2 separate regions of the Homo sapiens genome follow, and region 2 is linked to region 1. A link is an interaction called in ENCODE POLR2A ChIA-PET data of the cell type or tissue named here. Cell type or tissue: Panc1. All regions are shown on one strand. Links, peaks and the distances in the headings refer to the core of each region. The heading gives the core; the rest is flanking DNA.

Evidence for each region. Peaks named below come from ENCODE experiments on the same cell type or tissue, not always from the same donor. Only the 100,000 strongest peaks of a DNase experiment are listed, where the experiment ranks them.
Region 2: POLR2A ChIA-PET joins it to region 1 with 5 read pairs; 2 of 35 experiments call an interaction of 5 or more read pairs at or near these places.

The regions. Positions count from the first base shown.
Region 1 is chr2:20,070,576-20,075,954 of GRCh38, forward strand. The region is part of intron 2 of LAPTM4A-DT (LAPTM4A divergent transcript); the gene reads left to right. Among named protein-coding and RNA genes, the nearest start is that of LAPTM4A-DT, 21 kb to the left of the region's middle. In Panc1, for the core only: no CTCF peak of the experiment used is centred there; no DNase peak of the experiment used is centred there; H3K27ac peaks cover 547 bases.
Region 2 is chr2:20,300,739-20,306,117 of GRCh38, forward strand. All of the region lies in intron 7 of PUM2 (pumilio RNA binding family member 2), which reads right to left. Among named protein-coding and RNA genes, the nearest start is that of PUM2, 47 kb to the right of the region's middle. In Panc1, for the core only: no CTCF peak of the experiment used is centred there; no DNase peak of the experiment used is centred there.

The DNA of each region.
Region 1 (5,379 bases), core at 217-5,216:
GACAGGAGGCGGAGCTCAGACAGTCATGCTTGCTCGCCTGCCACTCACCTTCTGCTGCATGGCCCGGTTCCTGACAGGCCATGGACCAGTACTGGTCTGAGACCCAGGGGTTGAGGACCCCTGCTGTACACTATACTAAATTTATAAAAAACAATTATGTTATAATGTTATGACAGCTACGATGTCATGAGGATAGGAATTTTTCAGCTCCATTATAATCTCATGGGATCACTGGTGTATATGTGGTATATCATTGACTAAAACATCACTATGCATTTGTGTATATAAACGACTATATATGGAATTATCATGGTTGTAAGAAAATGGTATAGGAGCTGGGCGCAGTGGCTCATGCCTGTAATACCAGCACTTTGGTAGGCTAAGGTGGGCAGATCACGAGGTCAGGAGTTCGAGGCCAGCCTGGCCAACATGGTGAAACCCCATCTCTACTAAAAAACAAAACAAAACAAACAAACAAACAAAAACCAAAAATTAGTCGGGTGTGGTGGCAGGTGCCTATAACCCCAGCTACTTGGGAGGCTGAGGCAGGAGAATCACTTGAAACCGGAAGGCGAAGGTTGCAGTGAGCTGAGATCACACCCCTGTACTCCAGCCTGGGCGAAAGAGCAAAACTCTGTCTCACAGGAAAAAAAAAAAGAAAGAAAGAAAAGAAAATGGTATGGGAAACTGAGAGGCTAGGGAATAGGGAAGAATGGCAGCTTATTTTTTCTTTCACTCTCTACTTTTTGTGTTTTTAAAATTTTATGGCATATGCAGAAGAAACCTTGGCTTTACATCCCAGCTCCATCGGCTAGAGATGTATCCCAGCCTTCCCGCTTCAGGGCTGCAGGCACAGGAGTGGCCGTTTTAGAGCGAAAGCCATAGCAAGTGGGGGTGGACAGGGATGGAGGCCAGAGATGTGCTCCTGAGTGGCCTGGACAGGATCCAGGAGTACGGTTCACCCGTTTGTAGTGGTGTGGACGGCCTGTGCCAGGGACCAGGAAAGATAGGGCTGGAGCTCCAAGGGGCACGGAGGGGCTGTGAGAGCCAGAAGGGGGCTGAGTCAGCCAAGCAGCACCACTGGCTCCACCACACAGAGCTTTTTCTTTGCAGTGAAGTCTGGGCCGCTCACTTTTTAGCCCCAGGCTGGGGAAGATGACATAGGTTCCCAGACGGTGAGCCTCACCCAGTGAAATTTCTTTCTGGCTGCAGGGTACATGCAGACCTGACCTTTTGGGTTTGCAGATCTGTGTGGAAAGATAACCTTCTCACAGGAGGCTTGCAAAGGAAATCCCTGCAAATGAGGACAGGTAATAATACCTTTGCTTTCCCAGTTCTTTAAGACTCTGACTCCACAATAACAGGGCTTTGCTTCCAAAAAAAAAAGGCCAACATGTGTTGCAATTTCAGCCAACATATGTTGCAAACTCAGGCTCAGCATCTGGTAGTAGTTAAGGGCAGGCTGACATTCACTGTGTAATTCAAATTCCTCCAGCCCTTTGTCCTCTTTCCCAGGCTCCTAGCAGCCTCCTCCCCTTCTCCCACTTCCCCTGACTTTCCCCCAAACTCTAGACGGACTTGTTCCTCTGCTTCCCAGTCTCACCAGGACCACCCCACCCACTCCTTTGGAGGTTGTTTTCAAAGCAGTGAGCAGAAAGAATCCAAGGCCACATGCCACTCACTCACTCAACCCGGGGCACGTTGTAAGGGACTGGGTTTCTGTTTGTTTTGTTGGCGTTTCTTGTTTTGGGAGTCGGAGGGAGTAGAAAGGGAAGGGAAATTATTTAGTGGATTTTTTTTTCCTTCTTTTCCTTTTCTTTCTTTCCAGAAAACTAGCATTTCATAGTTCAGGACCCAGTGAACAATCAACTGCTGACTCTCACCAATATCAAAGGGAAAAAGTTAGTAAAGGAGTTCGTCCCACTGCTCTAGCTGTCTAAAAATGTAACAGGCTTCCCCTTCCCCAACATAACCTGTAACTAAAATCTTGTTTATTTTCTGAACTTTTCAAAGAGGTTTAAGTACATTTTTGTGTATTTTTGAGAAAAGCACAGCTTATCCTATCACTGTCTTGCATCATATTTTTAAGTACCACATTACAAAAGACAAATATCACCAAGGCCCCTTAGAGCGTCCAAGATATAAAACTGCCGATGGACTGGCCACAGTGCCTCATCCCTGTAATTCCAATGCTTTGGGAGACCAAGGTGAAAGGATTGCTTGAGGCCAGGAGTTTGAGACCAGCCTGGGCAACATAGCGAGACGCTGTCTCTACAAAAAATAATTTTTTTTAATTGGCTAGGCATGGTGGCTCATACATGTAGTCTCAGCTACTTGGGAGGCTGAGGCAGGAGGATTGCTTGAGCCCAGGAGTTTGAGGCTGCAATGAACTATGATCATGCCACTGCACTCCAGCCTGGGAAACAAAGTGAGTCCTTGTTTCTGAAAAAAATAAACTGCCAATGGTGGCTTGTATGCTTGTATACCTGCCACCCTCACGTAAAAGAGGAGCAGTCCGCAAGATGGTCCCCCTCAATGCCATACCCCCTTCCAGAGCTTTCCCTCTTAAGGCAGAAATGGTGTCTGCTGTACATTCTGGTCTGGTATGTGGGCATATGCCCCTAGTTTCCAATTCAGACTGAAATTATTTACACCACATGCTCAAGCTGAAAGGATTACCCAAGGCGTGATCCTTGAGTGCCTCTGTCCCCACATCTCCCACCTCCCTCAGCATGCACTACTTCCAAAATATGCTTTACAACTGTCCCCTCTCTCCATCTCCACTGCCACCTCTCTAATCCTAGCTACCATCCTCTGTCACTTGGAATATGCAATACCTCCCTACCTTATCCCTCTGCTTTTCCTTGTGTAGAAAAAGTCATTGAAAAGTTCTGTCTGTACCTTTTTCTTCTTTGGTTCACTCTCCCATCCCTCCCATCATTTTTCAAGCAGGTAGACAGACTTGATAATCCCATGTTTCTAGAATTCTAGAAAGGCTATAAGGCAGCCTAACAACATCTCAGCTTTTGCAGAAGCCTGAATCAGAGATGACTTTTGGCGAGGTGTCCTGGGGGGTGTGGGGAGAGAGTGTGTGTGTCTGGACACAGCAGCAAGGACAGAGATGAGATTTTTTCTAGATTGAGAATAGAGGGAGTTCCTTAATCCCCGAGAGCAGGGAGGAGCCCAGTCAAGGTTCCAAGGAAGAGGCCTTAGGAGGTGCCCAGATCAGAGAGCTTGGCAGGCTGAGGTGCTAAGGTGAGGCAGGAAATTAAAGAAAAATAAAATTAAGAAGAAAGAGAAATAAGTTTTCCTGTATTGGGCTGACTTGTCCCAGAGGCAGCAACAGGCACAGCCCAGACCCAGGAAAAGTCTTGATAATATTATCTAATGTGCTCTGGAGACTCTCCCAGCCCTCCCTCAACATAGGGAAAAGAAAGACAAAATTTCCTTTGTTTTATGGAATGAGTTTATAGATTGCTGTTCTCTGTAACTAGTGACTTCAAGTATTCTGTTTTATCTAAGAAGTACAACGAAGGTCATTAGAAGCCTGAGTAGACCTGAACTACAGCTGCCTGGGCACCATAGTGAAGGTTATAAGATAAGCCCGTGCCCAGGCAAACCTAGATAACGGACATCTGGGTTGCTTGGCAACGGTCATGTGCAATCCTGTATTTGTCCTGCCTCTGTGTCCCTGCTTTCACACCACCGTAAGCTTGCTTCAAGCTAGCCCACCCCCTTTTGTGAAGTGTGTATAAAAGTCAGGTGCTGTCTTTGTTCTGGGCCCAGTCTTTTGGATGTGAGTCAGCTGGGCCTGAGTGCACTCAATAAAGATTCTCCTGTTTCAACGTGAGGTCTCTCTCGTCCTCCTGAGTCCCACAACAAAGGAAGCGGACTTTACCTGCAGAGAGTCACTAAAGGGGGCATGCTAGTCTTGGACAGTCAGAGCACCTGTTATAATCATGCCAACTAGAGGCCCTCACCATGTTTCATGAGTGTCAAATAAGGATTCCCTTGTGATCCTGAAAGGAAAAGTGGTCTCAAATATGACGTTTCAGGAAGGGAGGGGCTTAAGGCAAAATTAGGCTGAGCTACTGGAAATAAAGTGGTGTTTCCTGAAGACCTAAATGTGGACCAGGATTTATACTCACTATTCACTTAAGGTGACCAGTGGTCCCAGTTTGCTTAGAACTAAGAGATTTCTCAGGACATAGGACTTTCAATGCTAAAATTGAGAATGTTCTAGGCAATCTGGGATGAATTGTTTACCCTATTTAAAGTTCTTTCTACAAAATGATAAACTTACAAATGAAGTCAGGTCATAACTGTCTCTTACCATGGCCTTGGGGCTCCGTGGTGATCCGGATCCTGCCTCGTACTTCATCCAGCTCTGCCCGGTTCCTTCCTATCCAGCCACCCTGCCTCCATCCTGCCTTCAGCCGACCTAGTTTATTCCTGTCTCTTAACCTATCACCTGTGATTCCTTCTGCCTGCACCACCTTCACCCTTTTCTCCTGCTCTTTCCCAAGGTCACCTCCCTTCCCTCCTGCAGAGGTCAGCTCAGAGAAACGATCCCACACCTTCCTCTCTGAAATCGCTTCCTCCACCTCAGCCCCAGTCTCTCTCTGGCTGCCATAACCCTCTGTAATTTACTCGTGGTACTGATCTCATGTGTGAATTAGCTTGATTGTGCACTTGTCTCTTTTCCCCTTAGCATGGAAGCTCCAGGAGGGAACCCTGTCCTAGACTCTGGCTCAGGGGTTTACACAAAGTCGGTGTTCAACAGTTGTTGCCTGGCTGATTGCAAAAAAGGCTTTGTTTTTTTCTCTGTTCTTTTTCTTATTTTACTAAAAAAAAAAAAAGCAGTAAGTAAGCAGGTTAAATTTTTTCAAGATTAACCCTTATTTTGGTGGAGAAAAAAAAATCATTTGGCCTGGTTAGTGCTGGGGTTTAGTAGAGTAACCTTTGTTTTCTTCTTCTTGATGAACATTGTGGCCCATTTCCCTTTCAAAATTTTCTTTCTAGTCTCTATAACAAAGAACTAGTCACAGGTAAGACACGAGAGAAAAAAAGGAAAGAAAAACCAAGTGGTGGGGCAGACAGCACAATGTAAGATGGCTAAAAACAAGTCCAAATATATCAAAAACCACAATAAATTTAATTTTTCTTAGTTTTCCTTTTCAAGGATCAAGGCTACCAGTTTGGTTAAAAAATTCAGCCATATGCTGTTTCCATGGGACACACCAAGATCATAAGAACATGGAAAATTTGAAAATCAAAAAATGGGAAAACAGATCAGGCAAATGGCAACCACAAGAAAGTTGACATCAGAAAAAAATATTTTTAATTTATTATTTAAAAAGAAATTTTTTTGAGACAGGG
Region 2 (5,379 bases), core at 276-5,275, 230 kb after region 1:
CTGCCTCCCATTCTATTCCTAAATAAGATAGCTAGAAAGATTGAAAGAGAAAAAAAAAAAAAAAAAAGCTACGCATCTGCCTCACAGTTTGCCCTCAAGGAAATTCCTTATGGACAAAGGACAGGCAGAGCTCAAAGTCATCGCTCTGCTCACATGAGAAAAAAGCGTATCTGATTTCTTCACCAAGCCAGACTAACACATAACTGATTATTCCCGTAAATTGTGCATTCAGTGAAAAACTAATCAGAAACTCAAAAGAATGCAATCATTTGTCTCTTATTTACCTATGACCTGGTAGCCCCCTCCCAGCTTCCAGTTGTCCCATATTTCCGGACCAAACCAATGTACATCTTATGCATATTGACTGATATCTCAAGTCTTCTTAAAATGTATAAAACTAAATTGTGCCCCAACCACCTTGGGCACATGTTGTCAGGACTTCCTGAGGCTGCGACATGGGCATGTCCTTAAACTTGGCAAAATAAACTTTCTAAACTGCTTGAGACCTGTCTCGGTTATCTTTTGGTTTGCAACTTCATCTATCATGAATTATCTTTATCACAAAAGTAGAAAACAATGTATTAGGGTTCCTGTTCTACTTATACCACTAAAAAATCTAAAAGTTTAATTTAATATAGTTTTATGATAAAAAGATTGTTATTAAAAATTCAAATACTGGGAGATATAAAGTGGAAAGTGAAAATCCTCATGTAACCTTTCCTGATATGTATACATACTTTTAAACGCATATATACTCATTCATTTTGTACTCTAATCTATAACTGTACTTTAATACACTTTTTCACCTACCAATTAATCATAAATCTCTGTCTACAGATACAAACCTAGCTCATCCTTTTTTTTTTGAGACAAGGTCTTGCTCTGTTGCCCAGGCTTGGGGTGCAGTGGCATGATCATGGCTAATTTCAGCCTTCACCTCCCAGGCTCAAGCGATCCTCCCACCTCAGCCTCCTGAGTAGCTAGGACTACAGGTACGCACTACCATACCTGGCTGATTTTTGTAGAGACAGGGTTTTGCCTATTGCTTAGGCTGGTCTCAAACTCCTGGGCTCAAGCAATCCACCCAACTTGACCTCCCCACAATGCTGGGATTACAGGCGTGAGCCACTGTGCCCAGCCACTCATTCTTTTTAATGGCTACATAATATGTAGTCTTCTGTATAGAAGGAACATGATATAATCAATCTACTACTTTTATATATTTAGATGGTTCATAATCTTTTGCTATAAATAAATAATGCTATTATTCTCTTTAGATACACAGGTCTGTACATTACTATATCCTTAAAAAAAATTTACTTCAACAGACAAAAACATAAATTCTCTTTTTAAGAGACAACGTCTCACTATGTTGCAGAGTTCAGGCTGGTCTTGACCTCCTAGGCTCAACTGATGTTCCCGCCTCAACCTCCAGTAGCGGAGAATAAAGGCAGGTGCCAACACACCTGACTTTCCTGTTTCTGTCATATAAATTCTTGATCCACATTTCTAGATTATTTTCCAGGAAAACTGTACCAGTTTACATTCCAAAAGTATGAGTGCCACTTACACTCCTGCCAAAACAGGACATTATCAAACATTCTGAAGACTCGCCAACCTAATAGGTAAATTAAAAAATTTTTTAAAAATTTTGTTTTAATCCATGGTTGTTTGGCTATCAACAAGGAAATTGTATCAAATCTTTTATGCTTTTGTTTTTCTCATTAAAAATTTCAGTCCATTAGGAATGAGACCCAATAACCGCCCCCCCAAGTTATTTTCCAAATAATCATTCTTTTGGCATTGATTTGAAATTCATCTCATCACTCTACCCTAAACAAGCATGCATGCACACATGGATCTATTTCAAAGTAATCTTGTTCAATGATCTACTCATACATTTTGAGTCCAGTACCACACTATTTTAATTGTCATAGTAATTGTTTTAAAAAACTGAAACTGTGCTCCAAAAAGTTAAAGAAAGCAGTGACTAATGAAAATTCTTGAGTTTGCAGGATGGCAGATATGAAAAGAAAGAATTTGCAGAAAGAAATGCAGAAACTCTGTTCAAATTTGCAGAAAGAAATGCAGAAACTCTCTAAGATAACAAAACTGGCTGAAATCGGTTAAAACCAATATGGACTGCAGTCTGTGCAGAACAAGCTTGCTGACATCACAGCCCAAATTTCCACCACGCTTCATACTAACTCTCCCGCAATTTGCACATGCGACCCATCAGGTGGCATGAAGAGATAGCTGTGCATGCTGAGGACTTCCCAGGCCTCCCCTTTTCTTCCACCAATTACTTAATAATCTCAAAATCCATCCCCTAAGGCCTTTCTAATAAAAATTACTCCCTTAAAGCCAGCACAGGGAGATAGACTTGAGCTGGATTCCTGTCTCCTTGTTGGTTGACCTACAAAAAAAGCTTTTCTTTTCTCAAAAACCTGGTGCCATAGCATTGGCTTCTACTGCATCAGGCAGTGAGTGCTTCTGCTCGGAAACAATATGGTTGAGCAAGTCCTCCTCCTCCGCTTTAATTTTAGTTTTCCATTAATTTTCTGGTTTTTCTGGGAGCACTGCTTGAGCCTGGGAGGTCGAGGCTGCAATTAGCCATAGGCCACTGCACTCTATGCCTGGGTGACAGAAAAGTACCATTTACTTTTCTGAGACAAACATCAAAATCAAGCTTTCAAGTTTTTTTTTTTTTTTTTCAAAAGAGAAAAAAAAACCTGCTGGGATTCTGACCAAGAGTATATTTAATACACACATTAATTTAGGGAGAACTGACATTTTTATAATGCTGAGTTTTGCCCAGAAAAATCACGTCTCCATTTATTCAAGACTTCTGGAAAAGTTTACAGTTTTCTTTACAAATGCTTTGTACATCCTTACTTACTCCCTAACTCATTCCATAGCTTTTCATTTCTCCTTTACATTTCCCATGTCTTGATTACCATAGGGAATTTCAGTGTTCTGGGCGACCATCTACGTTTTATATCCTAATTCATTTAGCGGTAGGTGATAGCCAATTATGCAGCTCACCTAGAACTATTTTTTCAATGACTTATTTACAAGACCATGAAATGGCTCCTTTTCACAGCAATCTGTTGTTTTAAGACTTCTGATAATCTCTGATGGCTCACACCCTTTATCTCTTAAGGTTCTGAAAATACTCTTACATTCTTTGCACAACTTTAAAGTTCCCTTCCATAACTTAGAACTCTGCGACATGTTTTCTGGCTGATCCTTCTTTGTACTGTCATTTTTGTTTGAAACATTATCTTACATGAGAGTTTCTCTTGCACTCACTTGTTCATTATGTGGTATCAGAATTATTGCCTAAACTACATACTATAGGGTCAAATCTCCAAACCAGGTCTTTTATTAGTAGCTGGGGGAGCTCTTACATGGTTACTACAACTCAACCCCCAAAGCCTGAACTGCATAGGCCCCTTTTTGTTTGTTTATTCCTCTTCTAGCCATCTGTAGGTCACCTGGCTTTATTCCCAATTTACCCCCCTATGGATTCTCCCTCAACTCCTTGTACTCTAGGAACTCTCCAACCAACTACATAACCCTGTCTTTTTGTTTTCATTCTATCCTATCTATTATTTCTGTCTGGCCAAGTACATGGGTTAAGCCTGCGTCTTACCTATTTTTGTACAAACTAGCTAAGAATAGTTTTAATATTTTTAAATGGTTCAAAAAAATAAAATTCAAACACATGAAAATTATTTGAAATTCCTATTTCAGCACCCATAAGTAAAGTTTTACTGGAACATAGCAATATTTATGCATCATCTAATAACCATTTTCATGCTTTACCAGCACAGTGGAGTGGTCGTGACCAAACCCATATGGTATGCAAAGCTTTAAATATTCAACAGCCTTTTGTACAGAAGACATTTGTCAACTCACACTCTAAAAATTTTCCACATATAGTCACTGTGCATTTAAAATGTGACTAGTTTGAGATCAGCTATATTCAAAGCTGACTTGAGATCAGCTATATTTCAAAAACAATATAAAGAAAAGAATGCAAAAATTCTCATTAGTAAGTTCCATATTGACTACATTTTGCAATATTTTGGATATGAGCTAAATAAAATATTCAAATTAATTTCACCTATTTTTTAATTTTTAAAAATGTGATTACTAAATAACTGCAAATTATATGGTACATATTATACATATTTCTATCGACTAGTCCTTTTCTAAATGAGCTATTGGCCAGCTAAGAGGTGACCAGGCAAATTTGGATAAAAAAGATTGTCAATAATGAATTTGCTTAACTGTGGAATTGAGTTAAAATGTGGGGTCAATTTTGATACACTATGCTTTCTAGGTTTTCAAATTTATTTATATTAGGTTTCTCACACATGAAAGTTCTGCCACATCTTTAAAGATTACGTAAGTCCAATATTATTAAAATACTCTAAGGCATTAAAATAAGAAAGAAATGGCTGGGCGCAGTGGCTCATGTCTATAATCCCAGCACTTTGGGAGGCTGAGTCAGGTGGATTACTTGAGCCCAGGAGTTCGAGACCAGCCTGGACAATAGGGTGAATCCCCGTCTCTACAAAAAATTCACTGGGCATCATGGCTCGAGCCTATAGTCCCAAGCTATGTGGGAGGCTGAGATGAAAGGATTGCTTCAGCCTGGGAAGCTGAGGCTGTACCACTGCACTCCAGTCTGGGTGACAGAGTAAGACCCTGTCTTCGAAAAAAAAAAAAAAAAAAAAAAAAAGACGTATCTAAAATTATTTTTGTGAAGCAAGAATGCTGACACTAAAAAACGTGAAAAAACTGCAGATACACAGAGACTAATTTCATCTAACTATATAGATGCAAAAATCCTAAATGAAATACTAGCAAATTGAAAGAGTATGTTAAAAGAAATAATTATTATATACAAGTCTTTTTTATTCCAAGAATGGGAAGACGATTCAACTATTTTAAAATATCATTCATGAAATCTGATATATGGTACTTGAGTTTTCATAGATAACACTTTAAAGCTACAATGAAAGACAGGAAGAAAGCCATTTACAATAACAAAACATAAAATACATAAAATAAACTTAGAATGAAATATGCAAACCCCTATGAGAAAAATTTTAAAGCACTCAAATGACACTACAGTAAACTTGAACAAAAATAAAGACACATCACACCCTGGACAAGAATACTTGATGTCAGCAGGGCACGGTGGCTCACGCCTGTAATCCCAGCACTTTGGAAGGCCGAGGTGGGTGGATCACTTGAGCTCAGGACCAGCCTGGGCAACATGGTGAAACCCTGTCTCTACAAAAAATTTGCCAGGTGTGGTGGCGTGCACCTGTGGTCCCAGCTACTCGGGAGGCTGCGGCGAGAGGA